4 separate regions of the Homo sapiens genome follow, and all the other regions are linked to region 1. A link is a contact called in ENCODE Hi-C or POLR2A ChIA-PET data. All regions are on one chromosome and are shown on one strand. Each heading gives the region's core, a stretch centred on a gene start or an enhancer-like site at or near the end of the contact. The rest is flanking DNA. Distances are from core to core; before and after follow the strand shown. Region 1 has its middle 33 kb from the start of LINC02435. Region 2 overlaps AFG2A (AAA ATPase AFG2A). Region 3 overlaps AFG2A (AAA ATPase AFG2A). Region 4 has its middle 340 kb from the start of LINC01091.

Region 1 (3,893 bases), core at 952-3,451:
GTCAAGGCCTTGTCTGAGTCCTGTGTTCTTGCCCTCCCTGTGGCTGCTGGTTCTAACCCAACTCCAGCCCCTTAGCAAGTGCTCTCCTCCTTTGAGCCTGTGCTGCTATTACACACCAGGCTCGCCCATTTCCTAGGGTGTCTCTTGCTGCCTTCCATCCCCCTCCACTTCACCCTAACCCTCTTCCTCTTTCTCGCACTCTCTCATTTGGTGTTTCTCAGTGGGGTTTGTGGATGTCCCGCATCAGAACCACCTGGGGTCTGGCCAGGCCGACTGGATCTGAAAGGGGTGGGAGCTGCAGAGGGGTCTGTTTGTTTTTCAAGCCCTCCTGGAGATTCTCTCACCAGAGTTCAAGAGGCACTGCTCTAATTTTTTTTTTCTTCTTTTAGAGGCTGGGTCTCACTATGTTGCTTAGGCTGGTCTTGAACTCCTGGCCTCAAGCTATTGTCCGGCCTCAGTCTCTGAGTGGTTGGGATTACAGGCAGAACAACTGTGCCCGGCTCACACTGCTCTAATTCCTGATACCCACCCAGCTAAGTTCCTGATTCTGCTTTACACCCTTTGCCCTTTCTCTTAGGGAGTTCATACTCTCCAGCAGGCTTTGTTCTTCTGCTACCCAGAGGCCCCCCTCCAGCTCCCACCTCTTATCTAGCATCCAGCCTTCTATTTGCAGTTATTCCCAGGGAATCTCCTGCATGCTGGGTGTGACCACCCACACTTGTCATCTCTTGGAACAACATCCCCAGGAGGTAGGTATTTTTGTATCAGGTTATTTTGTAAATGAGGACATAGAGACTAAGAGGGATATATGTATGGTGATATTTGCTTTGTTAGAGGGAATAATAATAAATGTACATTGAATACTTGGATGAGAGAATGATTCACCTTGAATATACTATCTTTGTAGACTTGATATGAAACTTGGGTTTGTTGTTCTTTCTTACCTTACTTCTACTAGAACCACTGGGAGGCAGGAGAGGGGGAAAGAGATGAAAAATGCTGTGCAAAAGTTCTGCATTAACAATGAGAATAAAAAACCTGTGGGAACCTCCCTCAAAAATGACAGGGCTAACCAGGAGTGCCCTAACTGCAACTTTGCCCAATAGCATTTTCTTTTTTTTTTTTTGAATTGTGTGGTGTTCATTGACTGTTGATTATTACAGAACTGGGTCAGTTGGAGGTCAGGGAGGCAGGGAAGGGGTAAGCTGTGGGCTGAGAGATGAAACAAGCGGTTCTACCAATCCATGTGAAACCTTTAGGGAGAATGTAGGGCTTTAAAAAACACATTTGGGAAATTTTCTTTATAAAATTATCAGAAGAGTAGATCACTGCCCTGTTTACACTTTGCATATGCAACAATACAAATGTAGAAAAATAACCCATTATGAGAAAGCAGTGAAAATAATTGCACATTAAGAGAGTTAGGTCACTGCTGGCCAGATCTGGCTATGATTTGCATCAGTTTTAGTTTTTCCGAAAGGAATGTTTGATCCAACAGAAAATGGGCTTTGAGTGTGCCAGAGCTCCTCTTTCTTCTCCTGCCCCCTCCTCTTCCCAGGTTGACGATGGATCCCCCAAGGCACTTGTTGCTTCCTCCAAAGGAGCTCCCCATTACAGCTGGAAGAGAGGCTTGTTTCTCCAGCTGTCTAACCTTTAGTTTTATCTGCCTCTTGTTGACCTCTTAGTTTTATAATGAGTCAGTTTATTTGCTTGTACAAATTGAGTTTTCTTAGAAATATAACAGTTAGAAAGAGGCCAATGTTTTGTTTCCCCTTATGAAGGAGAAGTAGCTATGGGACCGGGCACGGCTGAGGCTGTTCATTCCATGCCAGTCCCTGTTGTTGGTTTATTTTAGTACCACGTAGTGAAGCCTTGTGGGCAGAGAAATATTGTCTCCCTTGTCGGAGGTAGAAATATCTGCAGGGTTTACAAGCTAATTACTTCTCGATTCCCTGGGAGTTCTAAGAATTTGCTTAGCAACTGGCCTGACCAGTCTCCCCCAGCTGCCCCCCAACATGACTACACTTACTGGTGGCGCTGATGGAGCAGTTTTCGAACTAAACAAGGATTAAGCATTTTGTGAAAATGGTGCCAGTCTTTTCCTCGATGGGACCTGAGCCTGTAACCTAGTCCAACAAAACGAGGGAGAACAAGCCAAAAAAAACCTTTTTAAGAAACAACACAGGCAGTAGGAAATCATACTGGTCAGGGCTTGTTTTCCTGGCGTGGGGCCTCATTCCAACCTGTTGCAATCAGCTCTAGAGTGTCTATAGGGACACCCTGGTGCAGGGGCCCCGCGGAGGAAAGGAACTTTTACATTTCTGTTTGACTGGGCTGCTTGCCAGGGACTAAGTTCAAAGTGCAGTTTCCAGTAATTTGCTGAGACTTCTCTGTGGGTTTGATAGGCCAGGACAGAAGCCTGCAAGCCGAAGTAATATTTCCTGATTTCTGTCATTCCTTAAGAAGAGAAGGAAGGTTGTTGAGGGACTAGGGATTGGAGAATTTGTTGGCTCTGAGAGCAGATCGGACCCCCACTTCCCCCTGTCAACCCCAGCCCCTTCTCCTCAATCCCGTCTAGGGCCATTGGCAGCCTGGCACTAGATGGAATCACACGGGCTCCCTCTCAGAGCAAACGTGAGGTATGCATTCCATGAGCCAGCGAAAGCCTGCATTGATTTACTGCATGCTAGCATTATTTGGAGCTATAAAGTTGTCGAGTAATGGCAATATGTTCTTGTTTTCTCATATCTGTAGGATGAAAGTGAACATTTTTATAATCCTTCTCTCCTCACCACATTTAGTTCCTGGTGTTAAACATGTGGGCTTGATTAAAGGGGAAAAAGAACTGCAAAAAGTTAGATTTTTACATTCCTCTCTTACAATGCCTCATTCCCTCAACCATCCCCTTCCCAGAACACTGATGGCAAGGCCCACATTCTTGTCATTTCCTCTTTGTCTCTCCCCTTCTCCCTGCCCTGTGTCTATCAGAGGACTCGATGCATAATAATTCAAAATGAATCTTTATTAAATGAAGGGGTAGGTAGTGGTGGAATCTCACTTCAAAGAAGGGTTGGGTAGAATGATATCGTTTCTATGTCTCGTAGAGGCTCACAGGAATAGTGCTTTATTGATTTTGATTACAACTGCTTTTCTACAGCAAGAAATTGTGTTGCAAAAATGTTTGCTGTGGTCCCCATATCAGTCACTCTTTACATGGAAAGGACTCAGTTGAGCATGAAAGACATTAGGAATTGGGGAGAGAACAGAGAGGTAGTGGAGCACAGCTGAACTCTCCAAGATTCTTTAGCCCTGTCATCAAGTTGCAGTCACCTTTTATTATGATCACTCACTACCTCAAACATCTGTATACCCAAACCAAAGCAAACCCCAGGAATACACAAAGAGGGTGGCGTAAAAGGGGTAAATAGCCTGTAGGAGTTACTTCCTTCTTCCCCGACAAAGTTCCTTGACTTACTTCCTTAGTTCTCCTGCAATATACTTTTCATTCGCTAATGTGCCTCTGAAAGACTGACTATATGTGCTGCTTTTCCTCTAGCCTGGAAACCGAATTATAGCAATTTAACATTATAACATAATTCTACTGCAATAAAGCAATTTGGGGCTGGTGGTAGTGATGGAGTGGATGTTGGCGGCAGTGGGAGCAGATAATTTATTAGAAGGGAATTTTTCTGCATCTGTTTAAGAAATGCCAGGATAAAGCCATGTTAGTATGAAATCTTATTTAAATATTTTTATTTGAGGATTGGAACCATGTGAAACCATCTATATATGTATCTGTGATGCCAAAAGAACTAGTTAAAGGTTTTAAAAAAGGAGACTTTTTCATTATTTGAACTTGTATTACACAAATAATGGTTTATGTACTTAATTGG
Region 2 (4,283 bases), core at 43-2,542, 430 kb before region 1:
ATAGTATTTTCTGTTTTCACTGAACATTTACCTTTTATCTTGGCAATTATGTCTTCTGGTAGTCATGTGATATGCACGTACTATTATACATTCATTATTTTCTCCAGGCTTTTGCTTATTTTGTCTCCTCCTCTTTCATCTAAAACCATGCTCATTACTTTTCCTTGACTGCCTGTCTTAACAGCCTTTTCCATGAATTTTTTATTTTTGAGGTTTTGTTTAGTTTTTACTAAATTGGCTCTACAAATCTTTTTTCTCTAGCTTACTTGTCTTCTGTACCACCTAGCTTAGTTCTTGATGTTCTCTAATAGTTCATGTGTTCCAGGTTTTTCCTGTCTTTCTAATAACATGTAAGTATCTTGAGGTCAGAGAGATTGATACAGTTTGGCTGTGTCCCCACCAAAATCTCATCTCAAATTATAGTTCCCATAATCCCCACATGTCATGGGAGAGACCTGGTGGGAGGTAATTGAATCATGGGGGTGCTTACCTCCGTGCTGTTCTCATGATAGTCAGTGAGTTCTCATGAGATATGAAGGTTTTATAAGGGGCTTTTCCCCTTTTGCTCTCATTCTTCTCCTTCCTGCCACCATGTGAAGAAGGATGTGTTTGCTTACTTTTCCACAATGATTGTAAGTTTCCTGAGGCCTCCCCAGCCATGCCAAACTATGAGTCAATTAAACTTTTTTCCTTTATAAACTACCCAGTAGCCTTGGGTATGTCTTTATTAGCAGCATGAGAAGGAACTAATACAGAGATCAAATCATATTTTTGATAGCCGTCAGATAATAGTTGTTTCATGAATTTTGCCCGTTAATTAAAAATAAGACTACATGGCCAAGTGCAGTGGCCCACACCTGTAATCCCAACATTTTGGGAGCCTGGGGCAGGAGGATCACTTAAGGCTAGGAGTTTGAAACCAGCCTGGGAAACTTTGGGAGACCTTGTCTCTACAAAAATTGAAAAATCAGCTGTAGCCCTGGCTACTCAGGAGGTTGAGGCAGGAGGATTGCTAGCTAGATCCTAGAGGTTGAGGCCTATGGTGATCCGTGATCTTGCCACTGCTCTGTAGCCTGGGTGACAGGGTGAGACTCTTGTCTCTAAAAATAAATAAACATAAGACACAGAAGCTAAATATTTAAATCTCTTTAGTTTTCACAGGAAGTCAATAATGAAACCAGGATCTGAGTAGAAACAGTTATTTTAAAATCATAATATCACAGTTTTATCATATCAGTTTTTATAGTTGTAAAAATTTCACATCAGCAGAGGGCAGTCAAACCATAGTTCATTCAACTATCTTATGGGAAATTAAAATTTTCTCTGTGTTTTTCTGCTTAGGACACAAGCTGTACTTTATATAATCAGTTTGTAAATACATTTCAAAGCTCTTCAGTTGGTAAGCTGATAGAATTGTATTACTGTTTAGCCACGGAAGGTAAACAGTTTTTTTTAATAAATTTAAATAAAAGGAATTAATTTTTTTAGATCATGAAATGCTTTATTATTTGGTGTTTTTGATGGATGGCCACTTTACATAGAAATTTGTTTTTTCTGCCTCAGAAGCAGTATTTCTGTTAAATTGCCTGTTATTAATTAGGCTATTTTTTATTCAAAAATATTAACTTTTATGGAATACCTTTATTTTCCCCTATGAACTTGAGAAAAATGAGTTTTTATTAGAGGCTATAGTATAACACTAACTAAAATGTAGTTTGGAAAGTTTTATTGAGTTTTTCTTCCTTAACCTTTTCTTTGGCTGGCTGCAAACAACTAGTGATAATGTGTTTTTAGATGTGCTTATTTTCACCTCTTCCTCCTGGAGGTTAAGCTAGTACTCATTAAGGAAAAAATACAGTTTATACTAAACAGTGTTTAACATATACTGATGGTATTACTGTATTTCCTGTTTTGTGTTCACAATGAGAAGATTCTGAAAAACTGTCTTTGTGTAAATACTTTACTGACATACCAGACAAGTATAATCTTGTCTGCTGGTAGGCAGGAAAGAGTGATGTCCTGGAATGTTGTTGAGAAGGAAATCTCTTTGTGTTCCACAAATGATACCCTTAAACCCTTTAAGAATATAATTTTAAAATGACAGCTCTGAATTTGCTTTTCCTTCCGTTTATTAACTTTTCATGCGTTTAAGTTCAGAAATGCATTTAGTTGGGAAAAAAACCATTGTGTCTGAGAAAGAAGTATCTCCCTGGTAGTTTGTGGGAAATTATTGGTAGAAGTATCTCAGGGTAAACATAAAAACAGATTTAATAATTGTTGCTTTTTGTTTTCTTAGTTTAAACTTTTTCTGATACTTGAGTCAGGCTTTTGGTAATTCTCTACAGGCTTAAAAAAATGCAGCATCTCCAACAACCATCCGAAACATCTACCCAAGAAGTAATTTGGGGAGATTGTTGTTAGAACACAAATTTTTTTTAAAGTTAGAGTTGGAGTTTTTAAATTTTATTATTTAATGTGAGTCATTAAGACATATGAAAAGCTGTTGTGTAGTGTTAACATTGAATATTCTAGTGAATGGATTTTTATATACTTAATTATTATAGCTGAGAGTTCACTTAAAATTATACTGATGTTTCTGTTCAGTGACTGAAAAAAAAATGATTATGGTTAAACCCTTAAATAATTGACAAAACAGACATCACAGACTAGACCTGTGTGTGATTTCTGGGTCAGTGGTTCTTTTTCTTCTTCTTCTTTAGTACTCCCATCATTATTACTTACAGTGATTTTGTACTTCAGCTCTCACTCTAAAACCCAGCAAAATGGAGAATTATCTGTAAGAGTCTCCAAATACAAGGTTTAAAATGCTTGTTAATAATTTTCAAACTTTAGAAAAGTATTATATGCTTTTTTTCATCTTGAAGTTCTTGCATTGTTAATGCATGTCATATGTTGTATCCTTTGTTAAAGTATTTGCTTAAAAATATGTGGGACATTATCCTTCATATAGACCTGTTTTCATAAATCTGCTCTGATGAATTCTGAAATATGGAGGCTACTGCATTTTCAATTAAAAATCTTAAAGGCAATACTTTAAGACAAAAGAGCTAAGTAATTCAAACAAGTATTAACTAATATGGTAGTTTCATGGTATCAGAAATTCAGATTACTTCTGTGCCATCCCTTAGGCCACATGGTAAAAAGTATCTCACTGTCACATTAGTTGGGTTCTCATTCAGGTCAACAAGAATTAGGAGATAAGGTAATAGCTCATCCCTGCCGTTTAAGAGCATAACCCATAAATTGCAGCTATCATTTACATCCCATTGGCTAATCTTAGCTACAAGGTAATATTCAGCTGCAAGAGAGGCTGTAAAATAAATATATTCTCTATTTTGAGGGGCTGGGATTTAAATTTGGCTTTAACTCAGGGGTTTCATTACTAAAGAGAAAAACTAACAGTCTCTGCGATTACCTGTTAGCACCATCAGCTGTCATTGTCCACTCCTTCCTCTTTGAAACATTCCTCTTTGTTTTACGTGACACAGTAATACCTAATTTTTCTTCTATTTCTTTGTCCTCCTTGACTCCTTTACATATTTATTCTGGTCTGCCTAGCCACAGAATGTTGCAGTTTGTCAAGGCTGGGCACGGGACCCATCTTCTCTCATCCACATCCATGGCTTCAGTTGTCAGCTGTGATTCAGTGCCTAATTCAGCTCAGATCTTTGCTCTGACCGATTCAACCATCTACTTACATGTCTCAAAGGCACTTGCAGTTCAACATGTTTTTAAATTTTGTTCTAAATTATATATATAATTATATAATCTTAATTTTATGAAGTAAATTCTATTACCATCCTTGATCATACACGTGAGAAACTGAAACACAGATGGTTAAGAAACTTGACCAACATAGCTGGTAACTGTTATGTGAGGTTTTTTGTTGTTGTTTTGTTTTTGAGGTAGGGTCTTACTCTGTTGCCCAGACTGAAGAGCAGTGGTGCAATCATAGCTCATTGCAACCTCAAACTCCTGGGCTCAAACCATCCCCCACCTCAGTCTCCCAAGTAGCAGGGACTATAGGTGCAGGCCACAGTTCCCAGCTAATATATATATATTTTTTAATTTATGTAGATATGAGGTCTCTCTATGTTGCTGAGGCTGGTTTCAAACTCCTGGCCTCAAGCAGTCCTTTCACCTCAGCTTCCCAAAGTACTGAGATGACAGGCGTGAGACACGATGCCAGGTTCAGTTCTGTCAGTTTTGATAAATGCATAGAATTGGGTAACCACCAACACAATCACAATGCAAAACAATTT
Region 3 (4,290 bases), core at 1,054-3,553, 300 kb before region 1:
ATTGCTGAATATCAATTCTTTTTAAATATTGAGATTTAGAAATAAAAATCAAGAATCTGTATTTTGACTTGACTTTTCAATCTATTATTCTAACCTCGTAGCTCATTGTTCCATTTATTCAAAGAACATTAACATCTGCCATATATTAGGAATTCAGAGATTGCTAACATTGCCTATGTTCAAGGATCTCATAATCAAGTACTGAGGATAATTATACAAGAAGAGTAATCACTATAATAGCATTTAATACTTACTGAAGCATACATGCCATATGCCAAACACTGAGCTAAGCACATTATATCAATATAGATATAAAAACACCTGCTGATTTGTCCAAACACACAGCTAATAAGTTTTTGAGCTAGAATTTTCCTCCAGCTAAGCTGATTCTTTTGCCCTCACTTTTAACCTTGTATGCCAAATTACAAGTTTAAAATTCATTTATGTACTTGGAAGAGTCATAGAAGTTTCAATAAAAGAGAAGACTTTTAAGCTGAGACTTGAACAAGAAGTGGAGCTTCCCTGATAGACAAAGAGATAAAATGTCATTCTGAGCAGAGGGAGAAATATGTGCGAAAACAGGGAGGCAGAAAGCAGCGTGGTGAGTTTTACTAACTGGGTGTTTAGGTGCTCCTAAGCAAGTCCAAGTTCAAGTATAGCATTTCAAGTTTCTATGATTTTAGTGTAACTCCTATCTTATCTACAGCTCCTTTTCTTTTCTCACAGGGTGAGAAATGCTATACTTGAACTTGGACTTTTTTCTTTGATGTGCAATTAAATGATTAGAAAATAGGAAGTTAAGGTATTTGCAGTTAAAATGATCACATTAGCCATGATGTAGATAAAGCAAGGAAAAAGAAGGAAAGAATAAGACTGCAGGCAGAAAAACAACTAGCACAGCAGTTATGATATTCTAGACAAATGATTGTGTTGGCTTGATATCACTGAGTAAACATTTATTGGGTGCCTTATATGTGCCATAGCTGAGCTTACAGTGTTGAATAAAATGAATATGATTCCTGCCATTACATACAGTCTACAATCTGTTGGGAAAGACAGACAGTAAACAAACACACAAATACACAATAAAGAAGAATGGGTAGAAGTGACAGGTTTAAGAGAGATTTAAGTAGTGTTAGCCAGGTCTATGCATTAGTTGGATTTAGAGGAAGAAATAGATACCTAGAATAAATCCAAGGTTTCTTTGAGATAATTCAGAGCCGTTACCAAAGATCCACCTTTCTCCCTGGTTTCTGGAACTATTCTCTCCATGAATCATGATTCATTGATATGTTTTTATTAAAGTATAAAGGCTCAGTGCTGCTTTCCTTTCCTAGAGGAAGGCACTCCCTATATACACATACACACCCTTGTTGATTATTTTAAATGAATGGGAGCCAATGGGACCTGATTTTTCAAGGTGTCTATTTTAATACTTTTGTCTGAACAAGTATTTCTATGTTAATGAAATTAGATTTGAGCATTTGATAGAACATGAAACTATAAGTGTTGAATTTCAGAATTTATAAAAAAGAAAAGGCAGCCTTATAATTGTGGTATAAGGTTTGATAGTTAAGACTCCTTCATGTGAAATACCAGATGTTTTGAGTCCTTGATATAAAGGTCAGAAGAAAAGAAGGATATTGGTTTCATAATAAACTAACATGTTTACAGTAATGACTATGCAGTGTAAGCTGTGGATATTTTGTTATATAAGAATGGCAGGGGGTCCTAGAACTGGGGGCTGGAAGGCCCATTTAAAAGGTCATCCAATACGATAATTTTTAGTCTGGAGCACACAAGCAGAGTTCAGGTGAACTCCCTGGAATTATTTGCAAAATTGGGAGTATTTTTTGTATGTATAGTTTGAGGGGAATTTCTGTCAAATGCACATAGGCACCTGTAATTAAAGAGCCGCCTTCATTTTCACACATGAGGAAACTGAGGCTGTTACAGATGTAGAGACTTGCCCAAGGTCTTGAATAACTTCTCAGAAAGGGAGTTTGTTCTATGATTTGTGTTTTTTAATAAAGTTTTAATGGACAGACCACGATATCCAACATGGCCTTGGAGCCATAGGGTTCAGAATATTAGAAAGCCTTGGCTTCTTTTTTCATTGAGTTGTCATATAGTGATTTTAATAATAATAGAACATGCTATTATTCAGAATACATTCTTCCACCCTAATATCCCAAAACAGTATTTTTAAAGAAATTCTAGGAAGGGTGTTTACTCATTCAGAGTTCTACAGGAAGGAAGGCTCTTTCCTACTATTTTTTAAGCATAACTTTCACTGACAAGACCAGGCCAGAAAAAGCCTAGCTGGCTGTTGGCCCAGACAATGTTATAATAATCATTGAAGTATACTCAACCTGCACTGCCTGAGGATAGCTACAGCTAAAAAAAATAAATAAATAAGCACACACAGATGTATGCTGAGTGTTCCAGTGACTTAGCTGACATGTATGCTGTATATCCTTTGCTGTGTTCTTTCAACTATTAGAAAGGAAATTTTAAAATAGCCTAGAATTTATTATTCCAATAGGGTGAAAAGGACAACTTCAACTTTAAAAAAATAACCAAGCTCTCCAAGGCTGTATCCCCAGCAAGTAAATCAATCTGGCATATAGTAGATGCTTAATAATTTTTTTGATGAGAGAATTGTTGAAGTTTGTTAGTTATATTTCAGAAAGAGAATTTTGTTTGTTCATCAATAATGAGTATCATGTAGTGTCAAAATAGTAAAATTAAAAAGGACTGCTTCAACATTTAGAAACCCCAGATTTCAGCGCAGTTTCTGTAAGTTATTGTACGACCTTGGGCCTCATTTTCTTTGTCTTAATAAGGATATAATAATATCTAATTCCCAAAATTTGGGGGAATATTAAATGAGCTACAGTATGTGAAAGATGCTTCATAGATCCTTAAGTGCTATATAAATATTAATGTTATTTGTCTTAGATAACATTTTCAATTTTTTAAATATGTATTTACTGAAATCATCTTTATTTCCTAAGTCCTGTATTTGTTTTAGGTAGAAAGAAGTGATTTCCATGATTGAAATGGAGTTTTGAATTCTTTGATAAAATACATTTTAAGGTGTACAGAATTGTCTGCAAAGAATTAAAACACTCATTTTTAAGCAAGGGAAATATATTTATTTTATGATTTTCCTAATTGAATTTTTGCCAGCTAATTTGTACGTAAGTTAAGGATTGATTGATATATATTTGATAGACAATCACCCTCTTCTAGGTATTATAACATATACAAAAAGTATACAACAGCATTTTCCAAAGTGGAAAAGAAATATTAGTTTTTGAGATGTTCCATGATTAGAGTTTGGGAATTTAAAATAGAATTTTTACATACTACCATAGGTTTCTCCTAGATATTTTTATTACCCATTAATATAATTTCCAAAAATTCCTTCATATAGAAACCTATACAAACCTTTTATTTTGTTTCTACACAGTGTTATCCAAATTTATTTAACAAGAAAACCCTTTTTTCCATTACATTTGTTAACATTCACTCGAGTATTTTATAAAGCACTGGTATGAGATATGATGATATGACCCCATGGATTTGAACAGTCTGTTTGGAACTCTAAGTATGAACATGGTGAAGTACATTAAAACAAAACAAAACAAACAAAAATAAAACAAATTAACTATGAGATTGTGAAATGGTTGTAATATATGTCACCAAATTCATGGCTAAATCATAGAAATTGATCTGTCACAGCTTGTTAAATAAGTATTCTTTCTCTTACATGACTTCTTACGTGATTTTTTCCAAACTGCTTAGTCAAAGAAGATAATCTTTCCAGATAGAGAAAATTTTAAAATATCTTTATTCCTCTTTAAATTTACTGATTTATAAATACTGGGAGTCTAACAAATGCAAGTTACTACTCTTTATTAATCCCTTTTATTTAGTTTCAGTTTACACACAATAATTGTATCAACTTATATGTACAAGTCAATTAATTTAGACTTGTGTAAACCTGTGAAACCACCTCTGCAATTAAGGTGCAGAACATCCCCATCACCCTCAAAAGATTGCTTTTGCCCTTTTGCAGTCCATTTTTCCCTCTTCCTCAGGTTGCAGTCAACCACTAGTCTGCTTTTTGCTACTATAGATTAGATTGGACTTTGTAAATATTTTATATAAATGCAGTATGTACTCTCTTATGTCTGTTCTATTTGACTCAGCATGATGAGACTCATGCACATTGTTGAGTGTTCAGTATTTCCTTTCTATTGTTGAGTAGTATTCCATTATATA
Region 4 (3,992 bases), core at 451-2,950, 430 kb after region 1:
AAAAATGGCAGTGAAAAAATTTCAACCATTGTTTCAAAATATTGGAATGAGTAAATTTAAGAAAGTATTTTAAACTTTGAGATAAGCACAAATTTGACATCTTTTTTTTTTTTTTTATTTCTCTACCTCCCCCCTCCCTTCCTTACTTCTTTTCTGCTTGTAAAATTATAAATGGGTCCAGAGTCTTTTCGTTGCCTAGCACATTGTTTATCAAACTGTGCTCAGGAGCATCATCAGCAGCTGCTGCAGGGAAGCAGGGCCCACAGCGGGGCTTTGATAGCCACTCCCCTTCAAACACAGCAGCTCTGCTGTTGGAGCATTTCTGTCAGGGCACTTCGAAGGGTGGTTGCTCCAAAAGAATTGGAAAGCCACCATATTAAGTCTAATTCTCTAATTTTACAGAAAAAGAAGCCAAATAGAAGTTAAGAAAATTGACCCAAGGCCCAAAGGAACACCAGGGATTAAGCCCTGCTTTTATTTATTTTATATTTTAGTATTTCCGCCTGAAGCTGAGTCTTCTAACTCAGCTTCAACACATTGTTACTAAGTTATCACTGTGATGGTTATTTAAAGAAATTAGCAAATTAAGAGGCTTGGAATAGAAATTCACCTTCTGAATTTTAGCCCAATTAATTGCTATATAATACATGTCTAGTGAAAAATATATTTTGGCATCAGACTCATGGTTATTTTCAGATAGAGATTTTGACTATGCAAAAAGATGACTATGAGATAACATAGCAATCTTTTTCTCCAATAATCCTACATATTCAAATTAAGGGTGAATGATTTATCCATGTGACAAGATATATGGTAAAACAATATTACCCAACACTATATTAGGCACTTGTGTCTCCTGCTTTAGGGATCGCAGAAACTTTCTGTGCCTGGAGGGTATAGTGCCAAATACCAGCCCTATATATATTCAGAAAACACTTTTCTGCATTTCCATTACCTTTCTTCAGTGTTTTTGGCAGAAGTGGTGAAGATTTTGTTACTAGGCACTATAATAATGATGGCACTGGTGCCAATATTTTCCTCTAAGAAGAAAATAATAATTGCATTCACTATATTTAACCTGCCTGGCCAAAATAATTTCTGCTTAAAACCACAATGATGAAGCTAGGAAGTGTGACATTTTTGGTTTTCCTACCAAAATCAGTTAAAAATCTTGTTTTGAATTTGATATAGGTTATTATGATGAAATTCTTATTGGCTTTAATTTATTTGGCTTATGATTTTAATTATGTATTCATTTTTATAACAGCTTGCAGCTGATTAGTATTTTGTCAGGATGGCAAGCAAGGATATGTGTATTCCTTAATATTTGCTCTGAATTATTTGTTTATTATTCTTAATAACTTCTTGAAAAATCTTAATCAGAAAGAAGTTATAGAACAAAGAACTCCAGCCTTGGTCATAACATGAGGAAATAATTTTAGCATTCTGAAAATATGCTGAAGGATGAGACCAGCAAAAATAGGGCGGGGCTTCAACAGCCTTCTCTCTGTACAAACAACAGCTGGATGTGCCTGTTGCCACTGGTGGGGATGGTAATGATGGAAAAAAAACAATGTTTTTTTTTTAGTGTTGGAAAGTTTTCAGTGAAATCATGATGTCACCAGGATATGTTTTGTCTGTGACTATAATTTGCATAAGTTCCTTCCCATGGAACTATGTAAAATACAAAGGAATGTTTTATAGTACGTTTTGCCTCTGTGATGCCAATGCTCTTAACAGTCCATGAAGTAGACATCATGAGCAAAGAATTTCTTTTGTACATTCTCTCAAAGTAAGAACTAATGAAAAAGGAAAGAAAAAGGCTGTGCAAAGACTATAACTTTCACATTGTACTCACAGAAACAACAAGACTGTTTTGCATTCCTGATCTTTGACTAATATTTTAACTTTGTACTACATATTTTTGAGACCAGGATCTACATTCCTTTGTACTTATAGTTTGAGATGTGTTCTCATTTTATTGTTCTTCCTGTTATAATTACTTTGTGCGTTTTTTCAAATTCCTGTCTTTGAAAGATTTCAGTCATCAATCAAAAAGTATTTGAGACAAATTTTGGAGGTTTGGTTTGATATGAAATAAAGAAATGTCTTGATGTAGAGTAGAGGAGTTCAAGTATCCAATAAAATGTCTGGAAATCAAGAGCCATTGAGTGCTTACCCAAGAATTTTAATTTCAAAAATACTATTTGAACCTTGTGGACATGTTCAAGTTGGCTCATGAGTCTCCATGTGAATCAGATGATATAAATAAAATAATGAGGGGCATGGTCAGGTGAAGTGGTGTAAACATCAATGTGCCAGAGACATCCATCTCTAACTTCCACAATACTTTTGCAAATGTAATAGTTGAAAATAATTATTTTACATTTACTGATGACTTTTATTTCTGGTAATATAGCTGATTAGGTGATCTGAATCAACATTCCCATTGGAAACAAATAAGAAATACTGGGTAAAAGTTTTCAAAAAATTATTGAAAGCACCAAATAAGTGGGAACATTAAAAGGCTTCACAGGACAACTTCTAACAAAAAGCGGGAACCTGGAGCAGTAAGGCAATTACTGAAGCCATTTTTATCCTGAAAGCCTTTGTTGAACTCGGTAAACTTGACCTTCAGTTTTGAGGTCTCCACTAGAACATAAAGTTCTGAAGTCAAGGCTCAGGGTCTGCCCAGGGCGAGGAGTCAAGTAGCAGCTCTTCCCTGAAAGCTGAAGTAGCAAAAAGCTATATCCTCAGGATAAAGGTGAACAGGAATTAAACTATCCCCATCCGTCTCACCCCAGAAGAGTGCAAAGAAATTGGCCTCAACCCTGAGCCAAGCTAGAGGAAAAAACAACTTCCTGAGATGTTGTAATGACTGCCAGCTGTCTCATGGATTTATAACAACAATTAACACTATCTGTATTTATCATGCAGTGTAAACTGTGATTTAATTTTCAGCAATTCTTTAATTATTTAAATGATTGGTAGTGTTTCCAGGTACCTGGCAGAAACAAACGTGAATGTTTTTTGGAGGCATCTGCCTTAACCTTAGGCTTCAAAATTGGTTACAAATAAGTAACCCCCAACACCTTGAAAAAATAATCAAAGCATACAAAGGGGAAAAAAACCACAAGAGCAGAACAAGAAGGAAGAACAGACAACACAAAGATACCTGCAAAAAATTTCTCCTATTTTTGAAGCAAATATGAGAAAACAAAGTCCTCTGAATATTCAAAGCCCGACCCTCCTTATACCCTCTGACGGAATATAATCGACTGTGTTATTTCTCCTTTCCACCATTATTTTTGTTTACTCACTTCTTGTTTACAAAGAAATCCTCCTGTATTGAAAGAATAATGTAGGGCCTCATGCTGTAGGGCCTCATTCAAAGTCTCTTTGAAGAAAACAGTGAGACCAGAACAGATACAGGAGCTTTTCAAGTTTAACATACAGAAATTTAAATTGCCATTTTGCCAAGGTTAACACATTGAACATCAGCAATTTTATATGCTTCAGCATAGTATATTAGTTGAGCTAAGCTGCTGTTTCAAGGAGACATTAAATACAGAGAATCAAACAGTATAGTTTAGTTATCTTTCAAGTAATAGTCCAGATATGATTAGCTCATGGCTTATGAAGCAACTCTCTTATCCTCAACATAAGACTTTCAAAGTTTCTCTAATTTTTCCATTTTATAGCCATCTAGCAGAATGAAAGATGAAGCCCAGGGCAAACACATTTCTCTAAAAAGAGTTAAGAGAAAAGTTGAACACATTTCATTTGTTTATATCCCAGTGGCCCCAAATTAGTTAAATGGGGTCGTCCCTAATTTCAAAATCTGTGCCCTCAATAATTTCTCCTCTTATTTTCTCCTTTATTGAGGTTTCTGTTCTACTTATTATTATTTTTGTTTGATTAGAATCCTTTATCTAGCAATTATCTCCAATGGAGTATACTGTTTTAAAAACATTTTTGAATCCTTGGATATT

What was found. A loop is a pair of places that touch in the nucleus more often than their neighbours do. ChIA-PET counts read pairs that join two places held with the same protein, here RNA polymerase II (POLR2A). Pooled maps may share reads with other maps.
Region 2: a map of tibial artery shows a loop between it and region 1 (3-fold over the local background). The contact joins two enhancer-like sites. A Hi-C loop is called at or near these places in 10 of 168 maps with a recorded cell type or tissue (IMR-90, Right ventricle myocardium inferior, cardiac septum and 6 more), 4 of 37 single-sample maps with no recorded cell type and 18 of 50 pooled maps. POLR2A ChIA-PET finds 5 or more read pairs at or near these places in 1 of 52 experiments (T-cell).
Region 3: a loop to region 1 is called in a map of endothelial cell of umbilical vein, with 1.9 times the contacts of the local background. The contact joins two enhancer-like sites. A Hi-C loop is called at or near these places in 1 of 168 maps with a recorded cell type or tissue (endothelial cell of umbilical vein) and 5 of 50 pooled maps.
Region 4: a loop to region 1 is called in a map of endothelial cell of umbilical vein, with 2.8 times the contacts of the local background. The contact joins two enhancer-like sites. A Hi-C loop is called at or near these places in 2 of 168 maps with a recorded cell type or tissue (cardiac septum and endothelial cell of umbilical vein) and 1 of 50 pooled maps. POLR2A ChIA-PET finds 5 or more read pairs at or near these places in 1 of 52 experiments (HepG2).

The regions. Positions count from the first base shown.
Region 1 is chr4:123,553,315-123,557,207 of GRCh38, forward strand. No RefSeq gene overlaps it. Among named protein-coding and RNA genes, the nearest start is that of LINC02435, 33 kb to the left of the region's middle. Within about 2 kb of position 2,202, at least 28 of the 41 ENCODE cell types and tissues checked have a DNase peak (open chromatin) inside an H3K27ac peak, as active enhancers do; they include mammary epithelial cell, where a contact is called at or near this core.
Region 2 is chr4:123,126,104-123,130,386 of GRCh38, forward strand. The region is part of intron 14 of AFG2A (AAA ATPase AFG2A); the gene reads left to right. Among named protein-coding and RNA genes, the nearest start is that of AFG2A, 210 kb to the left of the region's middle. Within about 2 kb of position 1,293, at least 3 of the 41 ENCODE cell types and tissues checked have a DNase peak (open chromatin) inside an H3K27ac peak, as active enhancers do; they include mammary epithelial cell, where a contact is called at or near this core.
Region 3 is chr4:123,248,693-123,252,982 of GRCh38, forward strand. All of the region lies in intron 14 of AFG2A (AAA ATPase AFG2A), which reads left to right. Among named protein-coding and RNA genes, the nearest start is that of SPRY1, 150 kb to the right of the region's middle. Within about 2 kb of position 2,304, at least 4 of the 41 ENCODE cell types and tissues checked have a DNase peak (open chromatin) inside an H3K27ac peak, as active enhancers do.
Region 4 is chr4:123,984,836-123,988,827 of GRCh38, forward strand. No RefSeq gene overlaps it. Among named protein-coding and RNA genes, the nearest start is that of LINC01091, 340 kb to the left of the region's middle. Within about 2 kb of position 1,701, at least 14 of the 41 ENCODE cell types and tissues checked have a DNase peak (open chromatin) inside an H3K27ac peak, as active enhancers do.